Linked DNA regions of Homo sapiens: all the other regions are linked to region 1. A link is a loop called in an ENCODE intact Hi-C map of the cell type or tissue named here. Cell type or tissue: dorsolateral prefrontal cortex. All regions are shown on one strand. Region 1 overlaps MEPE (matrix extracellular phosphoglycoprotein). Region 2 overlaps HSD17B11 (hydroxysteroid 17-beta dehydrogenase 11). Region 3 has its middle 53 kb from the start of ABCG2. Region 4 has its middle 10 kb from the start of SPP1. Region 5 has its middle 7.8 kb from the start of PIGY.

What was found. Peaks named below come from ENCODE experiments on the same cell type or tissue, not always from the same donor. Only the 100,000 strongest peaks of a DNase experiment are listed, where the experiment ranks them.
Region 2: it touches region 1 in a loop (6-fold over the local background); 46 of 110 quality-filtered maps call a loop at or near these places.
Region 3: it touches region 1 in a loop (13-fold over the local background); 94 of 110 quality-filtered maps call a loop at or near these places.
Region 4: a loop joins it to region 1, with 6 times the contacts of the local background. A loop is called at or near these places in 92 of 110 quality-filtered maps.
Region 5: a loop joins it to region 1, with 3 times the contacts of the local background. A loop is called at or near these places in 34 of 110 quality-filtered maps.

What each region holds. Positions count from the first base shown.
Region 1 is chr4:87,846,475-87,851,474 of GRCh38, forward strand. MEPE (matrix extracellular phosphoglycoprotein) reads left to right here. Exons shown (of 4, transcript NM_020203.6): 4 at 1-318. Among named protein-coding and RNA genes, the nearest start is that of MEPE, 16 kb to the left of the region's middle. In dorsolateral prefrontal cortex, a CTCF peak has its summit at 2,695 (motif pointing left); a DNase peak (open chromatin) is centred at 2,727; H3K4me3 peaks cover 714 bases; H3K27ac peaks cover 3,516 bases.
Region 2 is chr4:87,373,185-87,378,184 of GRCh38, forward strand. HSD17B11 (hydroxysteroid 17-beta dehydrogenase 11) reads right to left here. Exons shown (of 7, transcript NM_016245.5): 3 at 1,515-1,646. Among named protein-coding and RNA genes, the nearest start is that of HSD17B11, 16 kb to the right of the region's middle. In dorsolateral prefrontal cortex, CTCF peaks have their summits at 2,704 (motif pointing right) and 2,906; no DNase peak of the experiment used is centred here.
Region 3 is chr4:88,209,268-88,214,267 of GRCh38, forward strand. It overlaps a transcript of ABCG2 not described here. Among named protein-coding and RNA genes, the nearest start is that of ABCG2, 53 kb to the left of the region's middle. In dorsolateral prefrontal cortex, a CTCF peak has its summit at 2,891 (motif pointing left); a DNase peak (open chromatin) is centred at 2,885.
Region 4 is chr4:87,983,477-87,988,476 of GRCh38, forward strand. No RefSeq gene overlaps it. Among named protein-coding and RNA genes, the nearest start is that of SPP1, 10 kb to the left of the region's middle. In dorsolateral prefrontal cortex, a CTCF peak has its summit at 2,320 (motif pointing left); a DNase peak (open chromatin) is centred at 2,325; H3K27ac peaks cover 2,173 bases.
Region 5 is chr4:88,513,485-88,518,484 of GRCh38, forward strand. No RefSeq gene overlaps it. Among named protein-coding and RNA genes, the nearest start is that of PIGY, 7.8 kb to the right of the region's middle. In dorsolateral prefrontal cortex, CTCF peaks have their summits at 2,347 (motif pointing left) and 2,556; a DNase peak (open chromatin) is centred at 2,327; H3K4me3 peaks cover 540 bases.

The DNA of each region.
Region 1 (5,000 bases):
GTCTGAAGACCTCGTCACCTGTGAGTTGATGTAGAGGAGAGCCACCTGACAGCTGACCAGGTGAAGAGAGGATAGAGTGAAGAACTGAGTGAGCCAAGAATCCTGGTCTCCTTGGGGGAATTTTTGCTATCTTAATAGTCACAGTATAAAATTCTATTAAAGGCTATAATGTTTTTAAGCAAAAAAAAATCATTACAGATCTATGAAATAGGTAACATTTGAGTAGGTGTCATTTAAAAATAGTTGGTGAATGTCACAAATGCCTTCTATGTTGTTTGCTCTGTAGACATGAAAATAAACAATATCTCTCGATGATAATTTGTATTAAGTAATCTATAAGAAACTCTGTTGTCTGTGGTGCTTCATTTCAGAGGCAAGAAGCTTAGTTCTGCCTCCAGCACAGGGAGTGCCTATGAAATTGATCCACTGGGGAAATCTCAGCTGTGCTCCTCCACCCTCTCTGCTTGAGCCAGCCTTTCCTTTCCCCTCTGACTTCCCTCTGTGCTGATAGAGATCCTACTTCCTACCTTCTTCCACTCTTTCCTCTGTTGCACATGTTGCACATATTCTACGACAAATATTAGCTCCTGAAACAAATCTCCATGTTATCATTTTTCTTGGTTCTACCTCCTTCCAGACAAAGAGGACTGTAGGGTAGAGGGAGGGCAAGAGGGAGAATTTGAGGAGAAACACAAATGCAAAGCCAAGACAAAAACTTAATTTGAGAAATATCATTCACTGGCTGATCCCAAGTCATTTCCAGAATATTTCTTTCTCTTGTCTTTCAGTGTAGAGGTTTTTTGGCTTTGTGACACTGTTCTGGAAACTAGCCCTAAGTCTCGGTTAGGGAAGGGGGAAGAGCTCTGGAAAGTTTTTGCCCCTCCTGATAAGAAGAATTTATATAGCCGGTATACCACCCTTTCTCCTTTCTTGCCCTTTTCTTGGCTTGACATGAACCTGATGCCTGGAGGAGCAGTCATGTTGTGGCTATGAAGGAAAGGACAAAATAATCCTAGAGGAGCCACTGAACCAGCTCCATCATCAGCTTCCTGCCTCCAGAATCTTTGTCCTATGAGAAAAAGAATGCTCTTTTTAAGCGACTATTTGGAATTTTTGTTGCTGCTGTTATTGGTAGGTGAATTGAATTTGTAATTGATATACCTCTCCATTCTTGACATTCCTCCAAATGAGGAAGGTCAAGAGAAGAAAAGAAAGAGGTAGAGAATAGAGAAAGAAAAGTGCACACATTTTCTCTTTAACACGTAAGTTCCCAAACAACAGAAATCATGACTGAGACATTCCGGACAGCACCTAGATTATTAAGTTGAATAATGTATGTAGCAAAGTCAAGTCAATGTCAATATGTTATGGCACCTTCAAAAAATCTAAACTCCCACATTGGGTAGATAGAGGGTGCTTCATTTACTAAATGAAAGTGGCAATATAAGCTATTGAATAAATCAGACTCTCAACATACACAAATAGTAATGGCTAACATGATTTGCTTAGTTACCATGAGCCATGCTCTGTGAAGTCCTTTTATCTATACAGCTACTCTATAATACGGGTACCATTATTACCCCCATTTTACAGATGAAGAAACAGACACAGATCTGTAAGTATTTGCTAGTTAGCTAGGATTTATACCCAAGGAGTCTGGTTCCAGAGTCTTTACTCTTAAACAATCACTAAACTGCCATATATTGCAAAGATAAATGTACATAATATACACATACATATATGACTGTGTGTATATATAGACATATATGTATACACACGTGTACATAGATCGTGTGTATATTCATCCACATAATATGAATATGTGTGAGTATATGTGTGTTCATGAGTGCACACACACAGAGAGAGAGAGAGAAACTTGAAAGAATACAAAGTAGAATCTAAAAACAAGGAATCTTTTTTTCCCTCATTTGTTCCCTATCTTCTGGAAATAACAGGTCAGAATCAAGGGAAAGACTGAACATATCACCCAATGTTACCATCAGAATTCCAGAATAAACTATTCCTAGTAATTTGCTTTTTAAAAAATAAAAGACAATTTGGGGGAAAAAAAACTGGAGGCAATTAATGAAGTAAAAAAAAAACTCTATCAGAATTTAAATTGCAGATTAATAAATTGAAATCAAACTGCTACTTATATTTCAGGTTTATATCAGAGCTTTACATGCGAATGGTCTGATCACATAAAAACACTTGTCGTGGTAAAAGAAAAATATGAACTGATGGAGAAAAACGGATGCTTTCTTTGGGTAAATACAGATGGACCCTTCCAAAAGTCACCTGTCGTAGTCTGCTATCTAGTGGAGAAACTGCGTATTTCAATTCTCTGGTCCGATTTTGTTTCCTCTCTCTAAGCTTCAGTGTTCATGGATATTTCTTCAAAACACTGACAATGTTCATATTTTTTTCATCCAGTTAACAGAAACTAGAAGTGTGTTGGCATCCACAATGCATTGCTATTTGATGCAGACGTGGAGGAATTAGTCCAAACACAAAGGACCAGAGATCCACAAGGACAGTCAGTAGTCAAGAGTGAGGCCCATGCCTTATCCAAAACCATGTTTTAGCCATCAGGCTGCGCTAATCTCAGTTAAAAAAAAAATAGATATCTGTTTCTGAAATTGGGCAAAAAACTTCAGCCTCACGTAGCTGCCTTATAAGAGACGATGGAAATTGACCTAGCCTGCCACCTTGTGCTCAAAAAGAAAAGGTCACTGTACCAGTCTGCGAGCAGGCTCCGGTTCTGTTATTTACGTGCAGCCCTGGTACTCCCTCAAACCTCACCTTCCTGGACTTCTCTGCTTGTAAATATTTACCTTGATTTTACAATACTAATTAATCTGTTCTTGGCGCGTCTACCAGTCAGGGTAACATATCTGACCTTGTCTGAAATAACATTTAGCTCAGTTGAAAAGTATTTATTGAACGACCATCTTTTACAAAATTCTTTGGAGATCAAAAGAAGAGATGCTCTTGGTCTTTATCAAAACTATAAGTAAGTAGGGAGAAAGTCATACGAAAGATACAAGGCAGAATGTGTTAAATAATAGAAATATAAGTAAAGTGAGACAGGAGTTCTGAGAAGATGAACTCTAGCTGAAGGGAAGAGCCAGGAGATAGTAAAATCTATTTTACCCAACGTATTACACATGTAGAGAGGCTGCAGACAATAAGCCTCACTAGTACATAAGAGCTTCACAGTGGCGACCTTAAGTGATCCCATGTGTAGTTTAGAGCTTAAGATAGCTCTCCCCAACCAGTGGATGGGGAAGGAGTGGTAAGCAAGGTAGGGTTCAGGGGAGTTGGAAGGAAGAAGACCAGCCAGGAGGAAGTTGCTCAACAGACTTTCTCTGCGGTCTAGAATAAACATTGTGTTATCTCCTCACTCTGTCTTTAGGGCCTGCCTTTAACTAAGCAGGAGCTCAAGACAGCGTAAGTTTCAAAGACATTATGATGCTTTTACAGAAGTCCCTTTCAAAAACAACTTCTGTATGAGAAGGTAAACTCTGCTATTCAAGAGAATGATACTTACAGTCACAGGCATTAAAATATGGTATTAGACGGCCCAAAGGAAAAGGAGAAGAAATAGATGAGTCTGAATGCATGTCAGGAAGATAGGAATTGGGGGCTGAAAGAGAAAGGGGCAGATAAATGGTTAGAAAAAATTTAATGAGGAAGTCTGGAAAGAAAAGAGAACAAAACACCGATACAATCCAAATCCAGAAATCCAAATGAGAATAATGTCAAAAACAATGAGTGGACTCACGCAAAAGCTGCAAGAAAATCTACCTGAAGCTATGGTTTAGACTTTCGAGAATAAGAACAAGAGGATCTGTTTCATTAAACGAATAATACTTTATCAATTTGTAGGCATATGGTTTAGTGTAACACAGACACTCCCTGTTTAGAAGTGACTCTTGCTAGATTTGAATTTTAAGTAGATTTTTATAATTGTTAGGTTAACAGATTAATAATAGAAGTCAAACAATCTTAAATAATTTTTACTTAAAACAGCATCAGGAAGATAGAAGTATTAGGTTGGCTCAAAAGTAATTGCCATTACTTTTAATGGCAAAAACAGTCATCACTTTTGCACCAACATAATACTATGTGAAGAAAGAAAGTTGTCTATTTAGCAAAGAGGTAATTCTGAGCAGGCCAGCTGGGGCAGATCTTAGACACATTGCATTAATAAGTGAATGGAGTAATATTTGTGATATAAGGCCATGAACGGGGTCCAGGGATTTCCTTTTTTAACAGGTCCCTCAAATGATTTTAATGCAAGTCAAAGTTTGAAATCACTAATATGGATGTCTTTCCCAGTGACCTTCAAATCAGTCACCTGGGTCTCCCACAAATCTATAGCTAGTCCAGAACTTCCCCTGTATTAACCTACCATTGCAGGAATGTTTCAGTTTATGATGAAAAATAGCTTGTCTTTGTGGATTATCTTATATCAACAAATAATAAAAATATCATTTAAAGTGAACGTACAAGGCTGGGACTGGTGGCACAAGCCTGTAATCCCAGCACTTTAGGAGGCCAAGGTGGGGCAGATCACCTGAGGTCAGAAGTTCGAGACAAGCCTAGGCAACACAGTGAAACCCCATCCCTATGAAAAATACAAAAATTAGTCAGGCCTAGTGGCACAGGCCTATAATGCCAGCTACTTAGGAGGCTGAGGCACAAGAATTGCTTGAACCTGGGAGGTGGAGGCTGCAGTGAGCCAAGATCGTGCCACTGCACTCCAGCCTGGGTGACAGAGTGAGACTTTGTCTCAAATAAATAAATAAATATTAATTAATTAATCAAGTGAATGTACAGGACAGCATTTAAAAATGGACCTTTACACAGGCTCTTGCAAAACAGAAACTATTCACAGTGCATATACGTGACTTCCCCAACTCACTACTCTGTGGAAAATAATCTGGTGATTGTAGAGCCGTAGTGTGCCATCGGTCACGTACAAACCGGTCATCCTA
Region 2 (5,000 bases), 470 kb before region 1:
CAAAAATTAGCTGGTCATGGTGGCAGGTACCTGTAATCCCAGCTACTGGGGAGGCTGAGGCAGGAGAATCACTTGAACCCGGGAGGCAGAGGTTGCAGTGAGCCAAGATCACGCCACTGTGCTCCAGCCTGGGTGACAGAGTGAGACTGTTTAAAAAAAAAAAATTGCTAAATTTTTATGTTCCCCAGCCCTCCACCTCTTGTTGTTGATGCTTGGGATGAAGAAACAAGTAAGATAATACCCGGCCAAGTGCAGTGGCTCACACCTGTAATCCCAGCACTTTGGGAGGCTGAGGCAGAAGGATCACTCGAACCCAGGAGCTCGAGATCAGCCTGTGCAACATGGCAAAACCTCATCTCCACAAAAAATACAAAAACTTGCTGGGCATGGTGGTGTACTCCTGTAGTCCCTGCTACTAGGGAGGCCAAGGTGGGAAGATCATTTGAGCCCAGGAACCTGAAGCTGCAGTGAGCCAAAATCACGTCACTGCACTCCAGCCTGGGCAACACAGAGACCCTGTCTCCAAACAACAACAAAAAAAGAGACAGTAACCTATATTTGAACAAACACAAAACATAAAGATATATGTCAATAACTTGGGAATATTAGCATAAAATAACACTGCATTTTTATAAACCCCAATATTCTTTTGAGATTAGTCATCCCAAACTCACATCCAAGAAAACTTTGAGGGGCCTTTTTAAGAACTGGCTATTTGGGCAATATTTGGAGACTTCAGAAACACACACGGCATATGTACATATATATAACTTAAGACCTTCAATGGTGAGGTTCACAATAAGGTTTGCAATTTTAGGGCCAGGAAATAACATGAGGCCTGAGCCTCATGCAAATTGAAAGCCAGGGCAGTGGCTCATGCCTGTAATCCCAGCACTTTGGGAGGCTGAGGCAGGCGGATCACTTGAGTCCAGGAGTTCAACACCAGCCTGGGCAACATGGTGAAACCCCATCTCTACTAAAAATACAAAAATTAGCTGGGCATGTTAATGCCTGTAGTCCCAGCTACTTGAGGGGGCTGAGGTGGGAGGATCACTTGAGCCTGGGAAGTTGGGGCTGCAGTGAGATGAGATTGCATCACTGCACTCCAGCCTTGGCAACAGAGTGAGACCCTGTCTAAAAAAGAAAAAAGAGAATCTGAAAGCAAACTGGATTCACCTTTATAAAATCACAGACGATGACTCGGATGGTCCCCAACTCCTTTCTTTATCTCTAAATAGGATCACACAGAAATGTGAGAACCTAGCTTAGAATTAAAACATATACAACACCTGACATTTATTATTAATTTATTATTGTTATTATTAATGTTGTCAGTGAGGAAGAATGATAGAATTTGGTCATAGCATGAAAAATGATCTCTTTGTATAATGTTATCCCTGGTGCCTGGAGAAAACTTTAGCATTGATTTAATACTTCCTTATGTCTGCTAAAAGCCCCACTTTAATCTTTGGGATTTTCAAAAGGAACATTTTTGTAAAAGAAGCCATACTCACCCAGAAATGTGCAAGTACATTAACTTCAAAAGTCTTTTCAATCTGAGGATCTTGTGTAGCAAACAAATCTGATGTATAGACTACACCAGCATTATTTACTAAAATACTAACATCTCCAATTTCTGCCTTCACCTTCAAAAAATAAAATAAGAAAAGTAAATTCATTAAGAGGTATGAGGGTAAGTTTATACACAATGGCTATTTTTTTTTTTTGAGACGGATTCTTGCTCTGTTGCCCAGGCTGCAGTACAGTGGCGAAATCTTGGCTCACTGCAACCTCCACCTCCCGGGTTCAAGAGATTCTCTGGCCTCAGCTTCCCAAGTAGCAGGGACTGAAGGCTCATGCAACCACGCCACACCTGGCTAATTTTTATATTTTTAGTAGAGATTGGATTTCACCATGTTAGCTAGGCTAGTCTTGAACTCCTGATCTCAAGTGATCTGCCCACCTCAGCCTCCCAAAGTGCTGGGATTACAGGCATGAGTCACTGTTCCCGTCTTGTACGCAATGACTCTTGTTTTTCTGCTAGATCTGGATAAAAGTGATTTTGCAATCCATGTGTCAACAGGGGAAAAAAATCCTTTTTATTTTATGCACTTATGTCCAAAATAGATCTATCTTCAAGTGTATCAGGTGGAAATTTTCTTTTGCAATTTAGTCTCTTGACTTAGTTCTATTGACTATAGATCAAGAGGCATTTGGCTAAGTAGCATTTTTTTTAAAACATTACTTCAAAGGGTAAGCAAAAAAAGTTAAATTAGGCTGGGTGCGGTGGCTCACGCCTGTAATCCCAGTATTTTGGGAGGCCGAGGCAGGTGGATCACCTGTGGTCCGGAGTTTGAGACCAGCATGACCAACATGGAGAAACCCTGTCTCTACTAAAAATACAAAATTAGCTGTACATGGTGGCGGGCGCCTATAATCCCAGCTACTCAGGAGGCTGAGGCAGGAGAATCGCTTGAACCCGAGAGGCGGAAGTTGCGGTGAGCTGAGATCGCGCCATCGCACTCCGGCCTGGGCAACAAAAGCAAAACTCCGTCTCAAAAAATAAAAGTAAAACTAATGTGGCAAAATCAGGGACTACTACAGAGAATTGTGGAAAACTGATTACACTATTAAGCTGGCCACATTTTCTATTTATTTCTGTTTATTTTCTGTTCTGTTGTTCAATCGCTCTCCATTAGGTGGCAGTAGGCTTAAGGGTGAAGAGTGGTTTCCTTGGACCTTGAGTTTGGGCTCTGCCAGTCACTGTTGGACCTTGACCAAGTTACTTAACCTCTTAAAACTTCAATTCTTCCTCTGCAAAATAGAGATACTAATACAAGTTCCTTGTGAGTCGTTGTGGAAACAAATGAAATAATGCATGTAAAGGAGCTAACACTGTATCTAGTACACACAGTAAACTGCTATTACTATCATTATAATTATTTCAAAACCATTTATACTTGTCTACAAGTAACATGTTTTAAGATTCTCTTCTTGACCTGCTCAGGTGTCTATGAGGGTACTTAATATACAAATATTGGCCAAATGAGGTGGCTCACGCCTCTAATCCCAGCATTTGGGAGGCCAAGGCAGGCAGATCACTTGAGGTCAGGAATCGGAGACCAGCCTGACCCACATGGTGAAACCCCATCTCTACTAAAAATACAAAAATTAGTGGGGCATGGTGGTGTACGCCTGTAATCCCAGCTACTCGAGAGGCTGAGGCAGGAGAATCGCTTGAACCCAGGAGGCGGAGGTTGCAGTGAGCTGAGATCGTGCCACTGTGCTGCAGCCTGGGTGACAGACGAGATTTCATCTCAAAAAAAAAAAAAAAAAAACCCAAAAAACAAACAAAAAACCCCCAAAATATAGAAATATGAGGTAAATAATATTAAAATACATATGTGTGTTTTTCTAATATATATGCATGGTATGTGTGTTTTCTCTTGAAAATTCTATTTTGGTATTGATCCAGAAGGAAGAACATTTGAGAAATAAAATGGTTATGTGGAAGGGCTTATGTAAACCCTTATGGCCAGATTTCAAAGGTTGTTGCAGCTATCATTGGTGAAATGATTTCAGTTGAGGAAATATAAACAAAAGAACAAGGCTAGCTGCTAAGAGCAATAGAAGGCATCCACTGGACTGTAAAGACTATTTGTAGGCTGGGCACGGTGGCTCACATCTATATTCCCAGCACTTTGGGAGGCCAAGGTGGGTGGATCACTTGAGGCCAGGAGTTCAAGACCAGCCTGATTGACATGGTGAAACTGCATCTCTATTGAAAACACAAAAATTAGGTGAGTGTGGTGGTGGGTTCCTGTAGTCCCAGCTACTCGGAAGGTTGAACTGGGAGGATTGCTTGCACCTGGGAGGTGGAGGTTGCAGTGAGCTGAGATTGCACCATTGCACGCCCGCCTGGGTGACAGAGCAAGACTCTGTCTCAAAAAGAAAGAAAAATATTTTTAAAAAAAGACTATTTGTAGGCCGGGCACAGTGGCTCACACCTGTAATCCCAGCACTTTGGGAGGCTGAGGCAGGTGGATCATGAGGTCAGGAGTTCAAGACCAGCCTGACCAACATGGTGAAACCCAGTCTCTACTAAAAGTACAAAAATTAGCTAGGCGTGGTGACGTGCACCTGTAATCCCAGCTGCTCAGGAGGCTGAGGCAGGAGAATCGCCTGAACCCGGGAGGCGGAGGTTGCAGTGAGCTGAGATTGCGCCACTGTGCTCTAGCCTGAGCGACAGAGCGAGACTCTGTCTCAAAAAAAAAAAAGACTATACTCAAAAGGGGACCATTACAGGTAATGTAACTTTTTTTCAAAATAATTGTTATATCTTCTGGACTAGAATATAATCAATAACTATCTCTTCAACTAAGAAAGATCATAGAATCTTGATGCTTAAGCCCTACTTTTTATAAGATTGGAGTACCATAATTCCAAGGGGTAGCAATGCAAAAATACCTTATATGAGATTTTTATGGTTCCATAAGCAACTAAGATGCTTGGGCGGATAGACCCTAGCGTCCTAATGCATTTTGTTATACACTGTGTTTCAAATGAAACCTAGCTCTATTAACAGAGTTATCATTATTTAGAGATAGTGCTACAGTGTGTTGGGGGACTGAGGGAAAAGTGGCAAATAGCCTATGAGGGGCTTTTACTTTGTTATGCATTTACATGATTTCATTATTTTTCTTATTGAATTCTCACAGTAACTCAATGAGACAGCAATTCTTATATGCTCACTTTAAAGATGAAAACATGAAACAGAATGGTTGAGTTTCATACCCAAGGTCACATGGCTATTAAAAGATGGAGCTGGGACTCTCCCAGATCTGTCTGACGTCAGAGCCCAAGACAAGCCACCCCAAACAGAAAGGAGGCCATGGGCAAAAGTCTACCAGTACTCCTGTAGGGCATCAATCTGCCATGCTGAAGGCTCTTCAGTCAGAATTGAATTTCATCAGATTATATTTACGTTAGTAAAGTGTCAA
Region 3 (5,000 bases), 360 kb after region 1:
CCACTGCACTCCAGCCTGGGCGACAGAGCGAGACTCCATCTCAAAAAAAAAAAAAAAAACAAAAAAGCAAACAAGAAACACCAAAAAAAACAAAATAAATAAAAACAAAATTCAGACCGGATGCGGTGGCTCACACTTATAATCCCAGCACTTTCAGAGGCTGAGGCAGATGGATCACCTGAGGTCAGGAGTTTGAGACCAGCCTGGCCAACATGGTGAAATCCCATCTCTACTAAAATACAAAAATTATCCAGGCGTGGTGGTGAGCGCCTGTAATCCCAGCTACTCAGGAGGCAGAAGAATCGCTTGAACCTGGGAGCCGGAGGTTGCAGTGAGCTGATGTCATGCCACTGCACTCCAGCCTGGCTGGGTGAGAGCAAGACTCTGTCTCAAAAAAAAACAAAAAACAAAACAAAAACAAAAAACAAAGTTCATACCTCTTTCTATAAGTAAAAAATAAAAATTTTAAGTGAAAGAAAATTTTTCAGTTTGATTAGCAGGGGTTGTGTTGGTGTTGGCAATGTTATATAAAATAATAAGTAATGATAAGTTTTAGATTCAAGCTACGTGGTAGTAGCAATATACTGTGCTTTTCCTTTGCCAAAGATAACCTAAAGATAAAACTAATAAACAGAATCTTCTCTGCTATTCACCATTTTCCCCAGTTGTCAGTTATTTTTGACTGAATACGTTTTTTGCTTTTGTACCCTAGTGGTAGATCACTCTTTGAATGCATCTTAAAGATGTGTCCTATAAAACAAAACAAAACAAAACACCCTAAGCATCCTGTATAAGACTATTACCTTGTGGGTATTCCTACAGGTGTAGAATGCTCATGCACATATAAGTTGGTAATAAAATGTTTTGATTGAATTAGATATAATTAGGTTAAAGATGTCAGTAATGTAAGTAATCCTACACACACACACACACACACACACACACACACACACATATACATATATACGTTTAAGACAGTGCCTCTCTATGTTGCCTAAGCTGGACTGGAACTCCTGAGCTCAAGCAACCTTCCCACCTCAGCCTCCAGTGGCTGGGACTGGAGGCAGGCACCATTGTGCCTGGCTAGTAATGCAATATTTTTGTGTTCGTTGAAGGAGAGTAAAATAAATTGTAAAATCTATTTGTAGTTTATTTTGAAATGCTCTCCCCAGCAGCCTTACCTTTGCCTTATTTTCTTGAGGTCCTATTTACATTCATCCCATTCAGTGAGGATGAAGGATGTTGTTCTAAAACAAAAAGAATGGTAGAAATAAGCCCCATATAGTTAAAAGTGTGCTGGTAGCTATAAATACATACTTTTTCTTTTCTTTTTTTTTTTCTAAGAGATGGGATCTTGCTCTGTTGCCCAGGCTGGAGTGCAGTGGTACAATCATAGCTCACTGCAGCCTCAAACTCCTAGGTTCAAGCAATTCTCCCACCTCAGCCCCTGAGTACCTGGGAATATAGGCACTTGCCACCATTAACTGGCTAATATTTTATAGAGACAGTCTTGCTTTGTTGCCCACACTGGTCTCGAACTCCTAGCTTCTTCCCAAAATGCTGGAATGACAGGCATAAGCCACCACACCTGACCCATACATACATTTTTTTCAAGGAATAACAGAAGCCAGAGTTGATTTTATTTGCATTTGTTAAGAAGAGGCGCAGATGCCATGTTCTGCCCCTGTATTCCCAGCTACTCAGGAGAATGAGGTGAGAGGATTTCTTGGGGCCAGGAACTCGAGGCTGTAGTGCCCTGTGACTGCACCAGGGATTAACCACTGCACTCTAGCTTGGGCAACACAGAGAGGCTTGGTCCCTAAAAAAATTAAAAAATAAAAAAAATATATATATATATGTAAAAGAAGAAGAGAGAGTAGTTTGGCTAATTAAGGAGAGGATGTGCTAAACAGGGGACTTAACAAAAGCCACTTTCATTGTGTATTTTAAAAATTATTTTATTTTAGATTCAGGGTTGCACGTGCTTGTTTGTTACATAAGCAGATTGCATACTGGTGGGGACTGAGCTTCTAGTGTACCCAATGTCCAAATAGTGAACATTGTACCTGATAGGTAATTGTTCAACCCCTGCCCCACCCCCCCCCACTTTTGGAGACCCCAGTGTCTGTTATTTCCATCATCATGTTTTCGTTTTAATTTTCTTTTTGAGATGGAGTCTCACTCTGTTGTCCAGGCTGGAGTGCAATGGCGCGATCTCCGCTCACTGCAACCTCCGCCTCCCAGGTTCAAGTGATTCTTCTGCCTCAGACACCTGAGTAGCTGGGACTACCGGAGTACACCACCACACCTGGGTAATTTTTTTGTATTTTAAGTAGAGACGGGGTTTCACTGTGTTAGCCAGGATGGGCTCGATCTCCTGACCACGTGATCCGCTTACCTTTGCCTTCTGAAGTGCTGGGATTACAGGCGTGAGCCACTGTGCCCGGCCGAGAACTCTTTACTTTCAAATGACCAAGATATTTTGGGGAATACAGCAATTCTCTTAACTTGAAGATACAGTCAAACCGGTACTGCACTAAAGGGAAAAACGGGATAAGCAATAAATAGAACTAGAGATGTGGGCCAGAGGGGAAAGTCTTTCTCAAGCCTCTCTTCCAGATAAAATCAAGTTTGGCCATTTTTGTCTTACCTGATTGCAGTCAAAAGCATTTCGAGTGATTTATGGGAATTAGAGCTTTTGGTGCACAGCTAGTTCATTCTTAAATTGCCCATGCTTACATAGTGTAGGAGAAGGTGTGAGTCTATGTCCCAATTTACACATACCGCCCCCAAATAATTATTAGTAGTGGCCTCTTCCTCTCTCAAAAGTATGATTGCCCTAGCTTTAGGTGAAAACCAAAAGTAATCATTTGCTGGACTCTGGCGCCCTCTTGTGATTAAAATTTCACTTTCTGATATTGCTTATTCTGAGATGAGCGACTACCAAAAAATATGAACATCCCAAAGTGGATCATCTAATAACTTTCCCCAGAAGATCTCAGCTTTGAATTTCATGTCATTACACTTTAACACTGACTACCCCTGCATGGTTGCTGCCATCTTCAGATTTCAGAAGCATCTCCCGCCTGTATCAGTAATTGTAGCCCCTGGTACTGTCACTCTCTGTGACACTACTTCTGTCTTAATTCTTGGTGAATTCAGTATCTCCGAAAACGATCTCCCCAGCACTCTGGCCTCTGACTACCTTGAACTTCTCTCCTTCAGTGATCTTGTTCTCCACCCTGCGTTACCTATGTACTTGCAGGTCATGCCATAGAACTTGTAAGCATAGTCTATCTTTCCACCTAAACCCCTCTAATAACCCAACTCCGGCAAACCTTTGACCTTGCTCCACCAGGGCCTAAAACCCATTAATTACACCAGTATTTCACTGTGCCTCACCCCTCACTGCTTTCTTTAGTCACCATACCTGCCGAAATTCCATGATCATTATAATTACATCCTTGCAAATGCCCTCAGCTCCTCTGCTCCCCTTTTGCTTTGTCACTCGCTTGGCAAAACCACAAACCCTACTTAAATTCCTGTCTCCCCTGCTCTGTGCCTGTACCCCTGCAGTTGAACGTGGGTGGAGAAAAACACATAAGAATAATAAATTATTTGATTTTGTGTTTGAATTTTTATTTTTTTTGAGACAGGGTTTTGCCCTGTTACCCAGGCTGGAGAGTGCAGTGGCGAGATCTTAGCCCACTTCAGCCTTTGAACTCTGGGGCCCAAATGATCTTCCCACCTCAGCCTCCTGAGTAGCTGGGACTACCAATGAATGCCACCGCACCCAGCTAATTTTTAAAAATTCTTTGTAGGGACGGGGTCTCACTGTATTGCCCAGGCTGGTCTCAAACTCCTGCGCTCAAGCAATCTTCCCACTTTAGCCTTTCAAACTGTTGGGATTACTGGCTTGAGCCACAAAGACCTGTAATTATCTGATTTTAAATTCTTGATCAAGAATCTCAATGCCGGGACCCTCAGTAATGCCTGACAACTCATACTGTACTTCCCTAGCCCATTCACTCTTCTGTTTCCTATTTCAACACCGAAACATTTTCATCTTTCCCCTCCCATAGTCATTCTCAGATGATAACCTTATGTCCTACTTGACTGAGAAAACTGAAGTAAGTAAAAGAGAACTTCAGATTCTGTTCACCGTATCTGCCCACCCACCTGCATCTGCTGCCTTCTCTCCTATTACCCTACCCTAGAGGAACTGCCCATGTTACTAAGGCCTAAGGCAATGTCTCTACTTTGCATGAAGTCTCATCCCCTTTTTCCTAACTCAATAACAGCACTTTTCCCCTTTCTCTTCTATATCATTGTATATATATGTATATATATGTGTGTGAATATATATATATATTCCTCTCCACTGATTTGTTTCCCCACAGTATAAACATGCTATATTTCTTTTTGTTTGTTTTTGAGACAGAGTCTTGCTCTGTCTCCAGGCTAGAGTGCAGTGGTGCGATCTTGGCTCACTTCAACCTCCGCCTCCCGGATTCAAGCGATTCCCCTGCCTCAGCCTCCGGAGTAGCTGGGACTATAGGCACCTGCCACCGTGCCCAGCTAATTTTTTGTATTTTAGTAGAGATGGGGTTTCACCATGTTGGCAAGGATGGTCTTGATCTCCTGACCTTGTGATCTGTGCCCACTTCAGCCTCCCAAAGTGCTGGGATTACAGCCATGAGCCACCACGCCCGGCCTTTTTTTTTTTTTTTTTTTTTTTGAGACAGAGTCTCATTCTGTCGCCCAGGTTAGAGTGCAGTGGTGCAATCATAGCTTACTGAAGCCTTGAACTCCTGGGCTCAAGTGGTCCTCCTACCTCAGCCTCCTAAGTAAGTGGGACTACAGGCGCATACAACCATGCCTGGCTAATTTCTGTATTTTTTGTAGAGACAAGGTCTTGCTATGTTGCCCAGGCTGGTCTCAAACTCGGGCTCCAGCAGTGTACCCGCCTCAGCTTCCCAAAGTGCTGGGATTACCACCAC
Region 4 (5,000 bases), 140 kb after region 1:
TACGGTGTGATGTTTTGTTACATATATACATTGTATAATTATCAAAGGGTAATTATCATATCCATCACCTGAAACACTTGTCATTTATTTGTGCTGAGAACATTCAATCCTCTTTTCTAGCTATTTTGAAGTATACAATACATTATTATTGACTATAGCCAAGCTACTTTGCAATAGAATACTAGAATTTATTCCTCCTAGCTAACTGTAACTTTGTACCCATTGACTAACCTCCCCTCATCCACCTTCCCACTCTCCCAGCCGCTGGTAATCACTATTCTACTCTCTACTTCTATGAGGTCAACTTTTCTAGATTCCACATATGAGTGAGATCATGCAGTACTCTTCCTTCTGTGCTTGGCTTATTTAACTTAACATCCTCTAGGTTCGCCTATGTTGTCAAAAATACCAAGAGAAAACATGCACAAACTATACATCTAAGAAGGAATTAAAATCCAGAATACATAAGGAACTCAAACAACTTAATATCAAAAAAAAAAGAAAAAAAAAGACAACTCAAATAATCCAATTTAAAATGGGCACAAATCTGAATAGACATTTCTCAAAAGAAGACATGCAAATGGCCAACAGGTATACAGAAAAATGCTCAACATCACTAATCACCAGGAAAATGCAAATCACAACCACAATGAGATATCATCCCACCCAAGCTAAAATGGCTTTTATCAAAGAGACAAAAAATAACAGACACAGGCCAGGATTCGGGGAAAGAAGGACACTCGTACACTGGTGAGAACTGTAAATTAGTACAGCCACTATGAAAAACTGTATGGAGACTTCTCAAAAAAACAAAAATAGAACTACCATATTATTTAGCAATCCCACTGCTGAGCATATAACCAAAAGAAAGCAAATCAATATGTGGAAGAGATATCTGAACTTCAATGTTTATGGCAGCACTATTCACAATAGCCAAGATGTGCAATAAATGTAAATGTCCCTCATGATGAATAGATAAAGAAAATGTGGTATATACACACAATGGAGTACTATTTGACCATAAAAAGAAATTAAATCCTGTCATTTGCAGCAACATGGATGGAACTGGAGGTCATTATATTAAGTGAAATAAGACAGGCACAAAAAGACAAATATCGCATGTTCTCACCCATATGTGGTAGCTAGAAAAGTGGATCACATAGAGATAGACTGTAAATTGGTGGTTCTACAAGAGGCTGGGGAGGGTGAGGGTAAGGGGCAGATGAAGAAAAGTTGATTAATGGGTACAAATATACAGTTAGGTAGAAGAAATAGGATCTAGCATTTGACAGTACAGTAGGGTAACTATCAATAATTTACTGTATATACATTTGTTAAAAACCCTAAAAGACAAGAATTCAAGTGTTCCCAACATAAAGCAAAGATAAATGTTTGAGGAAATGGATATCTCAGTTATGCTCATTGGATCATTACACACTATATGCACACACAAAAACATCATATGTGCCCCCAAAATACAGACAACTATTGCATATCAATTTTTTAAATAATCAATAAATTTAAAAGGAAACTATAAAGATATTAGATAAATACATGAGTGAGTAACTTCACAGTCTGGGTGTGGAGAAACCTCTTCTAATGATGAGAAGACAATGCCATGCCATAGTCCTTGTAGATATCATTAGTCAGGTGCAGCAGCCCCTTAGGCTCCCAGCATACTTGCTGCAGTGGGCACTTCCTCACACTCACCTGCAGGTGATGGCTGGATTGATGGTGTTGTTCCCACATGCTTGGCAAGGGGCTTGGCACTGTGCTCAAATCCAAGGGCATGACCAAGTTACTCCTGGAATCACTTATTTGAATAGTGGTACTATTTAACAACTATTCCCTGCATCACTTCTCTATTAGTCAGGGTTCATTCAGAAGACAGAAAAGAGACCAGTCATTTGAACAGGGAAAATTTAATTTAAAGAATTATTAACTAGAAAGAGGAGAATAACCAGAGAGAATAAGAGAAATAAGAGAACATTAACAATACCATGGGGCTGAAAGTGCCCATATAAGGAACAACTTGCAAAAGGAGAGGCCCTCTCCTGAGATTCAGACTTCACTGGAAAGGGTACAGTCACAGCCCAAGGGATGGCAGAGAAGTCTGCTGTGTTATCCTGAGTCAGAGCTGGTCCACAGTGGTCCAACTGGTGGGCTCAAGTTGGAAAACAAGAGACTTCCCACAGGGGTTCCAGCAGACTGAGGCCAGCAAAGAAGGAAAACCATGGGGCAGGCCAGCTGAGCAGGAGGCTAGCTGGAGGGTGAGTGCCACAAGGTGCTCTGTGTGCACAGCAGTGTCCCTCCAGTGCCCTCTACTGACAAAGCTTGCCACTGTGCCAGTTGGCAAAGGAAGCACGTTCACAGGGTCCATCTCCAGCAGTATCACAGAGCAGGGCAGAGACAATGGATTTGGAGCAGGGAGGCACAAAACTGACAGGGGAAAAGGCTGATTCCTCCTAGACAACAAGAGCACAAAAATGAGCCTGGGACATTTTTTCATGATAGGATGAAAGCAAGCACGAAAGGACAAAATGGGGTTATATCCAAGGGACCAAAGAGCAGACTTGCAAGGGGCTTCCATTGGCCAAAACTGGCGTAATTTGAGCAATAACAGAATAACGACAGTAACGAATTATAACAAATTGAATTTTTAAAATTCCACTAGTATATAGTGATACTACAAAAGAGCATTAAAGAAGGAAAATTCTTCTTTACAGATGAATGCCAGCTAGTAATAAAACTAGAAGGAATGCTAACATTAAAAAATTATTTCATAACCCACAAGGAAATAATTGAGGAAGTGATCACTAATGAATGTTAAAATTATTGTGCAGAAGATGATTGAGAACATCTCACCTGGTCTCAGAGTATTCACCTGTTCTCAGAATATTACTCCACAATTATTTAATAATTCCAAAAGAAAGAAAGTGCTTTCAACCAGAGAGATTTGCAGTCACCGTCTTTAGCCAGTAATTAATGAGACTTGTAGATACGTACCACCCAGTGTGAGGCAATAAGAAATATGCAACATCATCTAGAAATTTTTGTAAAAAATGTTTACAAAATCAAATGACTAGAAAACAAGCAAATCCAGAATTTGAGCTACTCTATAATAGAACTGGTCTGAGCTTTTTTTTTTTTTTATCTTTTGAGACGGATTTTCGCTCTTTCACCCAGGCTGGCATGAAGTGGCGAGATCTCGGCTCACTGCAACCTCCCCCCGGCCCCGGGTTCAAGTGATTCTCCTGCCTCAGCCTCCCCAGTAGCTGAGATTACAGGCATGAGCCACCGCACCCGGCAGTCTGAACTTTTTAAAAAGCAGAGTTGTTAGATAAAATACAGGATACTGAGTTAAATTTGATTTTCAGATAAATAACAAATTAGCTTTTAGTATGAGCACGGGACATTTTATGCTAAAAGATGATTCATTGTTTATTTGACATTCAGGTTAACTGAGCATCCTTTTCTAAATTTTCTAAATCTGCCAATCCTACAAAACAGACAATTTGATGAGAGAAAAAGGGCAAGAGAGGAGATAGTATTCTAGATTAAAAATATACCAGGTATAAAATAGATTAAAAAATATACCAGGTATAAAAAGTAAAACATGGGCCGGGCGTGGTGGCTCATGCCTGTAATCCCAGCACTTTGGGAGGCTGAGAAGGACAGATCACCTGAGGTTGGGAGTACCCGACCAGCCTGACCAACATGGAGAAACCCCTTCTCTACTAAAAATACAGAATTAGCCAGGTGTGGTGGCACATGCCTGTAATCCCAGCTACTCGGGAGGTTGAGGCAGGAGAATCGCTTGAACCCAGGAGGTGGAGGTTGCGGTGAGCCGAGATTGCACCATTGCACTCCAGCCTGGGCAACAAGAGTGAAACTCCGTCTCAAAAAAAAAAGGTAAAACATGAACCTTGATTGGCTCCTGGATTGAAAAAGACACACAGCCATAAAAAACCTTTTGGGGACAATTGTGGCAATCTGAATATACACAGTATATTAAATGATATTGTGAAATTACTGATAATTTTCTTAGATGTGATCATTGCATTGTACATGAAAGTGAATGTTCTTACTCTTGAGAGAAGTATAATGAAATATTTAGGGATGAAGTGCCATGGTTTTTGTAATTTACTTTCCAGCGGTTCAGAAAATAATGACTGGGAGAGGAAATGTGAAGATGTAGGTTAGAGGTTACAAAGTAGCAGACATGGGGAATAAGCAAGTCTAGAGATCCAGTGTACAACATGAGGACTACTATTAATAAAATTGTACAGTATTTGGGATTTCTGCTAAATGAGTAGATTTTAGCTGCTCTTGCCACACACATAAAAAAGGCTATCTATAGGAGATGATGGGTATGTTAATTTGCTTCACTACAGAAGCCATTTTTCTGTCTATATGTATCCCATAACATTATGTTGTATACCTTAAATATACACAATAAGATTTCTTTTTAGCTTTTTGGAAAGTGGCGACTGAGTCTGTGGGTGCTGCCCCAGGAGTGGGAGCTATCATACACCCTCCTCTTCCAATCCATGTTGCAACCAATAAAGGCTGTTTCTACAGTGTTAAAAAAAAATTCAACGGTAGGCTGTCATCAGGGGAAAAAAATTAGTAAGAAGTCAGAAAAAAGGTATACAGAAAGAGAAGAAACTATGGGGAAAAGCATATTATTCTTTTAACTTTTCTCAAGGTTTAAAAATGTTCCAAAAATTGGAAGTAGGAGGATAGAGCAGGGAGAACAGAAAAATGTACAATGAATAATGTCCATCAGATAGTGTCTCAGACATAGGTATAAAAGTCTCAGAACAATTCCCTCATTATTCACCTCACAAGATCATAAAAAAGGCATTCATAAATTTTTATAAATAAAAAAAGTGTCAAGACCAATTTCCCATCACCTATGCGTTTTTCAATAACCCTGTAGATACTCCCTTTGATGCAGGTCTTCTTTAGTCAAACAATCTTTTCATCCCTTGCCCATG
Region 5 (5,000 bases), 670 kb after region 1:
CAATTAGGAAATTCCTGCCTTAATCTCTCCATGACACTGTGATCTGCCCTCCAGTCCCCCACTTCTCCCACTCAGACTGCTCCAGTAAATGTCACAGATGACTTTTTTTGTTGTAAAAATCAACAGAAACTTGTTATTTCCATCTTAAATCATTTCTACTGCATTTGAAACTGTTGACTACTTTCTCCTTGAAACGAGACTGTTGCTCTCCTTTTCTTGACTTATTTTCCATTTCCTTTGTATCCTTACACCCCCAACCCCTGGACTCCTGATCAAGTCTCTGGCTTCAGTTATTACTGGGCCCGCGGCTAACGTGTCTCCTCTTTAAGCTGATAGATGAGGTCTACCTGTGATACCTGGAGCTATACCTCTGACCTAAAGGAATTCATATATTCCAGCACGATAGCCATTTTTCTATATAGTCTATGTCACTACCTGCATGCCCCTTGGCTCTGTAATCTGAACATTTGCAAGGAGAAAGTTGTCATTTTTTATTCCAAAAATGTTTTTCCATATTTCACAGCTTGGAGTGATCCCACCAATATCTTCAAGAAGAAGCCTACAGTTATCTTCCATTTCTCCCTCTCTTTTACCACATTCCACATGCAAGTCAAGTTCTAATAATTTTAGTTTTAACATCTCTGTAACCCCACTACTGCCAGTGCACTAAGCTCAAGATCATCATCTACTGGCTGGGTGCAGTGGCTCACACCTGTAATCCCAGCACTTTGGGAGGTCGAGGCAGGTGGGTCACCCGAGGTCAGGAGTTCGAGACCAGCGTGGCCAACATGGTGAAACCCTGTCTACCAAAAATACAATAATTAGCTGGGTACGGTGGCAGGTGCCTGTAATCCCAGCTACTCGGGAGGCTGAGGCAGGAGAATTGCTTGAACTCGAGAGGTGGAGGTTGCAGTGAGCTGAGATTGTGCCATTGCACTCCAGCCTGGGCGAGAGAGCAAGACTCAGTCTCAAAAAAAAAAAAAAAAAAAATCTCTTGTCCCATCACTTTATTAGCCTCTCAACATTCTCCTTGTATCTAGACCAACACTGCCCAACAGAGCTTCCTGTGAAGCTGGAAATCTGTATCTGCACTATCCAATAAGTTGGACTCCTCTGTAGGTAAGGCTTTGTCTTTGAAGAATTTTGAAAAGTAAACACATTCATTGGCAGCAGTGGGAAAAACAGTCTAGAACTGTGCCATCCTATATTGGCTCTTTAATAAAAATTCAATAAATGTAAAAGATTCTCAGTCACATTAGTCACATTTCTAGTACTCAATATCTACATGTGACAAGTGTTTACTGTACTGTAAGTATGAACACTTGCCACAGCAGGGATCTGTAACATACAAACCCTCTGGAATGCTGCACGTGCTTTTTTTTCTTTTTCCTTTTTTATGGGAAAAAGAGCCATAGTGTTTATCAGCTGCACAAATCCAAACAATTTAAAAGTCAGGTAATAAATTCCGATTTCACTGACACTGACTATTATTACAGCTCCCGAATCCCTCTTGATGTGCCCTGTGTACAGTTCCAGCCTCATCTCCCACTGTTTGGGCGATTTTCTTATTGTGCAAACATCACAGAGTATACTTACGCGCTGTGTTTGTAAGTACACTCTGTGATGTTTGCACAATGCTACAAACCTGTACAGCATGTGTACTGTTCTGAACACTGTAGGCAATTGTAACACAATGGTCAATATTTGTATATCTAAAAATAGAAAAGGTACAGTAAAAATATGATATAAAAGATAAAAAATGGTACTTACCATGAATGGAGTTTGCAGGACTGGAAGTGGCTCTAAGTCAGTGAGTAAGTGGTGAATGAATGTGAAGGCTTAGGACATTACACCACTGTAGACTTTATAAACACTGTACTCTTAGGCTACACTAAATTTATTTTAAAAATAAAGCAATTCCTTTACAACATTATGACAGCTATGACGCTACTAGGCAACAGGAATTTTTAGCTCCTAATATAATCTTATGGGACTACCGTTGTATATGTGGTCTGTTGTTACTGGAAACATCATTAAGCAGCCCATGATTCTATTTCAGTTTCTTGAATGGGCCCAGTCTCTTATTCTGTGTTTTCACACATGCTTTTTCTTTTGCCTGGAACCCTCTTCCCATTGCACCACTATCTCTCCCTGTTCCTCACCTCCTCGCTTCAATTCTGCCTCCTCCTCTGTCTTGGTTATTCCTATTCATTTTTCAGGATTCACGTCGGCTGTCATGGCATTCTGCTGGATGCTACCTAGCTCTGCATTTCAGCAGTGCACTTGTCTTTCTGCTTCCTTCTGAGGGATCAATTGCCAGTGGTCCCATGAGTTAACCAAAAGTGCCATCTAGTGGCAAATGCGGAAGACAACACTCGCTTCCAAATGGAGCATTTCACTAAGAGGGACAAAACTTGGAATAGTGGACAGGCTTTCTCCACCACTACACACAGTAGGGAGAATCTACCGTGGCTCTTGGCTCTTCTAGATAGTTTTACATTTTCTACCTAATTTAAAACTCTCCCTTGGTCTGGAAGTAGGTATCATAATTTTCATCTTACAGATGCAGTCTCAAGTTCAGAGGGGCCTCCTTAAAATCCCCTTCTTTGGGCCGGGCACGGTGGCTCACGCCTGTAATCCCAGCACTTTGGGAGGCCGAGGCGGGCGGATCACGAGGTCAGGAGATCTAGACCATCCTGGCTAACACGGTGAAACCCCGTCTCTACTAAAAATACACGCCTGTAATCCCAGCACTTTGCGAGGCCAAGGCGGGCGGATCACAAGGTCAGGAGATTGAGACCATCCTGCCTAACACGGTGAAACTCCATCTTTACTAAAAAATACAAAAAATTGGCCGGGCGTGGTGGCGGGCGCCTGTAGTCCCAGCTACTCAGGAGGCTGAGGAAGGAGAATGGCGTGAACCCAGGAGGCAGAGCTTGCAGTGAGCCGAGATTGCGCCGCTGAACTCCAGCCTGGGCGACAGAGCGAGACTACGTCTCAAAAAAAAAAAAAAAAAAAAAAAAAAAAAAAAAAATCCCCTTCTTTGCAGGATTGGCTGCAAATAAAGAAGGACAGTAGGTCACAATAGGCCAGGTTTTGCTCCCTCAGGATGGGAATTTCTCATTTAGAGCTGGTGGGAAGGATCTCATTAACGTGGTTAAAGATGATTTGTCAGTGATGCAGCTGAGGACACTTAAAAAGAGAATCTTGTTAAGAGTCTCTAAGGAAGCAGTAGGTCCCCTGGCATTGTGAAGTCAGCGGATTATTGAGAAGGAGGAGGAGTGGGGAAGAGTTTCATTAATGTAGGAATAAGGCAGTGTTCCTCATGGTGGGTTTACAGTGTAACAAATGGAAGTGTTGGGGTCAAAGCCATGGCGTGCAGCATGAGGTACGTAATGGGCAGCTTGTGTCCCTGTGAACAGATATGAAGCCAGGATGATTTGCTAGTGAGAAGCTTGGGAAGGAACACTAGAAACCTGTTGAATTCCCAATACAGGGTGTCATATTTCATAGGGTCACTAGAAGTAGCACAATGGGTGGACAAAATTTAGAAGGCGTAAGACCTGCATTCACTTTTGGCCATGCCTCTAACCAGCATCTGACCTCCAGCAAGTGACCTGGAACCACTGAGCCTTAGGCTGGACACTGAGATACTGCTTTTTTAATTTTCCTCTAACAACTTTATTGAGATATAATTCACATAGCATGTAACTCAGCCATATATAGTGTACAACTCAATGGTTTTTAGTATCTTCACAGAATTGTGCAAGCATCACCATAGTCAATTTTTCTGTTTGGGGTTTTTCTTGTTTTTTTTTTTGAGACAGGGTCTTGCTCGGTTGCCCAGGCTGGAGTGCAGTGGCATGATCATGGCTCACCACATCCTTGACCTCCTGGGCTGGATTCTCCCACCTCAGCCTCCTGAGTAGCTGGGACCACAGGCACATACCACCATGCCCAGCTAATTTTTTTTTTTTTTAGATTTTTAGTTTTTTGTAGAGACAGGGTCTCCCTATGTTGCCCAGGCTGGTCTCGAACTCCCGGGCTCAAGTGATCCTCCCAGCTTGGCCTCCCAAATTGCCACCATAGTCCATTTTAGAACATTTTTATCACCCCAAAGAGAAACCTTGTACCCTTTAGCCAAAACTGCACAATCTCCCCCTTCTTCTCCAGCTCTATGCAGCTACTAATCTACTGTCTGTCTGTAGAGATTGACTATTATGGACATTTCAAATAAATGAAATTAGACTATGTGACCTTTCGTAACTGGCTTCTATGACTTAGCATGATGTTTGCAAGGTTCATCCATAGTCTAGCATATATCAGTACTTTATCACTTTATATTGCCAAATATTATTTCATTATATTCATATCACATTTTATCTATCTATTCATCAGTTTATGGACGTTTGGGTTGTTTCTACTTTTTGGCTATCCTAAATGATGCTGCTATGAACATTTGCATACAAGCTGTCGTGAATACTTAAGTTCTCACTTCTCTTGAGTATATACCTGGGAGTAAAATTGCTGCGTCATGTGGCAACTCTACATTTGACCTTTTGTGGTCTTGCTGTTTTCCAAAGAAGCTGCAACATTTTATATTCTCACCAGCAGTGTATGAAGGCTTAAGAGGTCTTTTAAAACTGCTGATCTGTTCATAAAAGTGTCAATAAGAGGCTGGGCATGGTGGCTCACTCCTGTAATTCTAGCACTTTGGGAGGCAGAGGAGGGTGGATCACTTGAGATCAGGAGTTCAGGACCAGCCTGGCCAACATGGTGAAACCTCGTCTCTACTAAAAACACAAAAATTAGCCAGGCATGGTGGTGCACCCCTGTAATCCCAGCTACTGGGGAGGCTGAGACAGGAGAATCACTTGAACCCAGGAGGCGGAGGTTGCAGCGAGCAGAGATCGTGCCACTGCACTCCAGCCTGGGTGAGAGTGAGACTCTGTCTCAAACAACAGCAACAACAAAAAAGTGTCGATAAGATATAGAAGCAT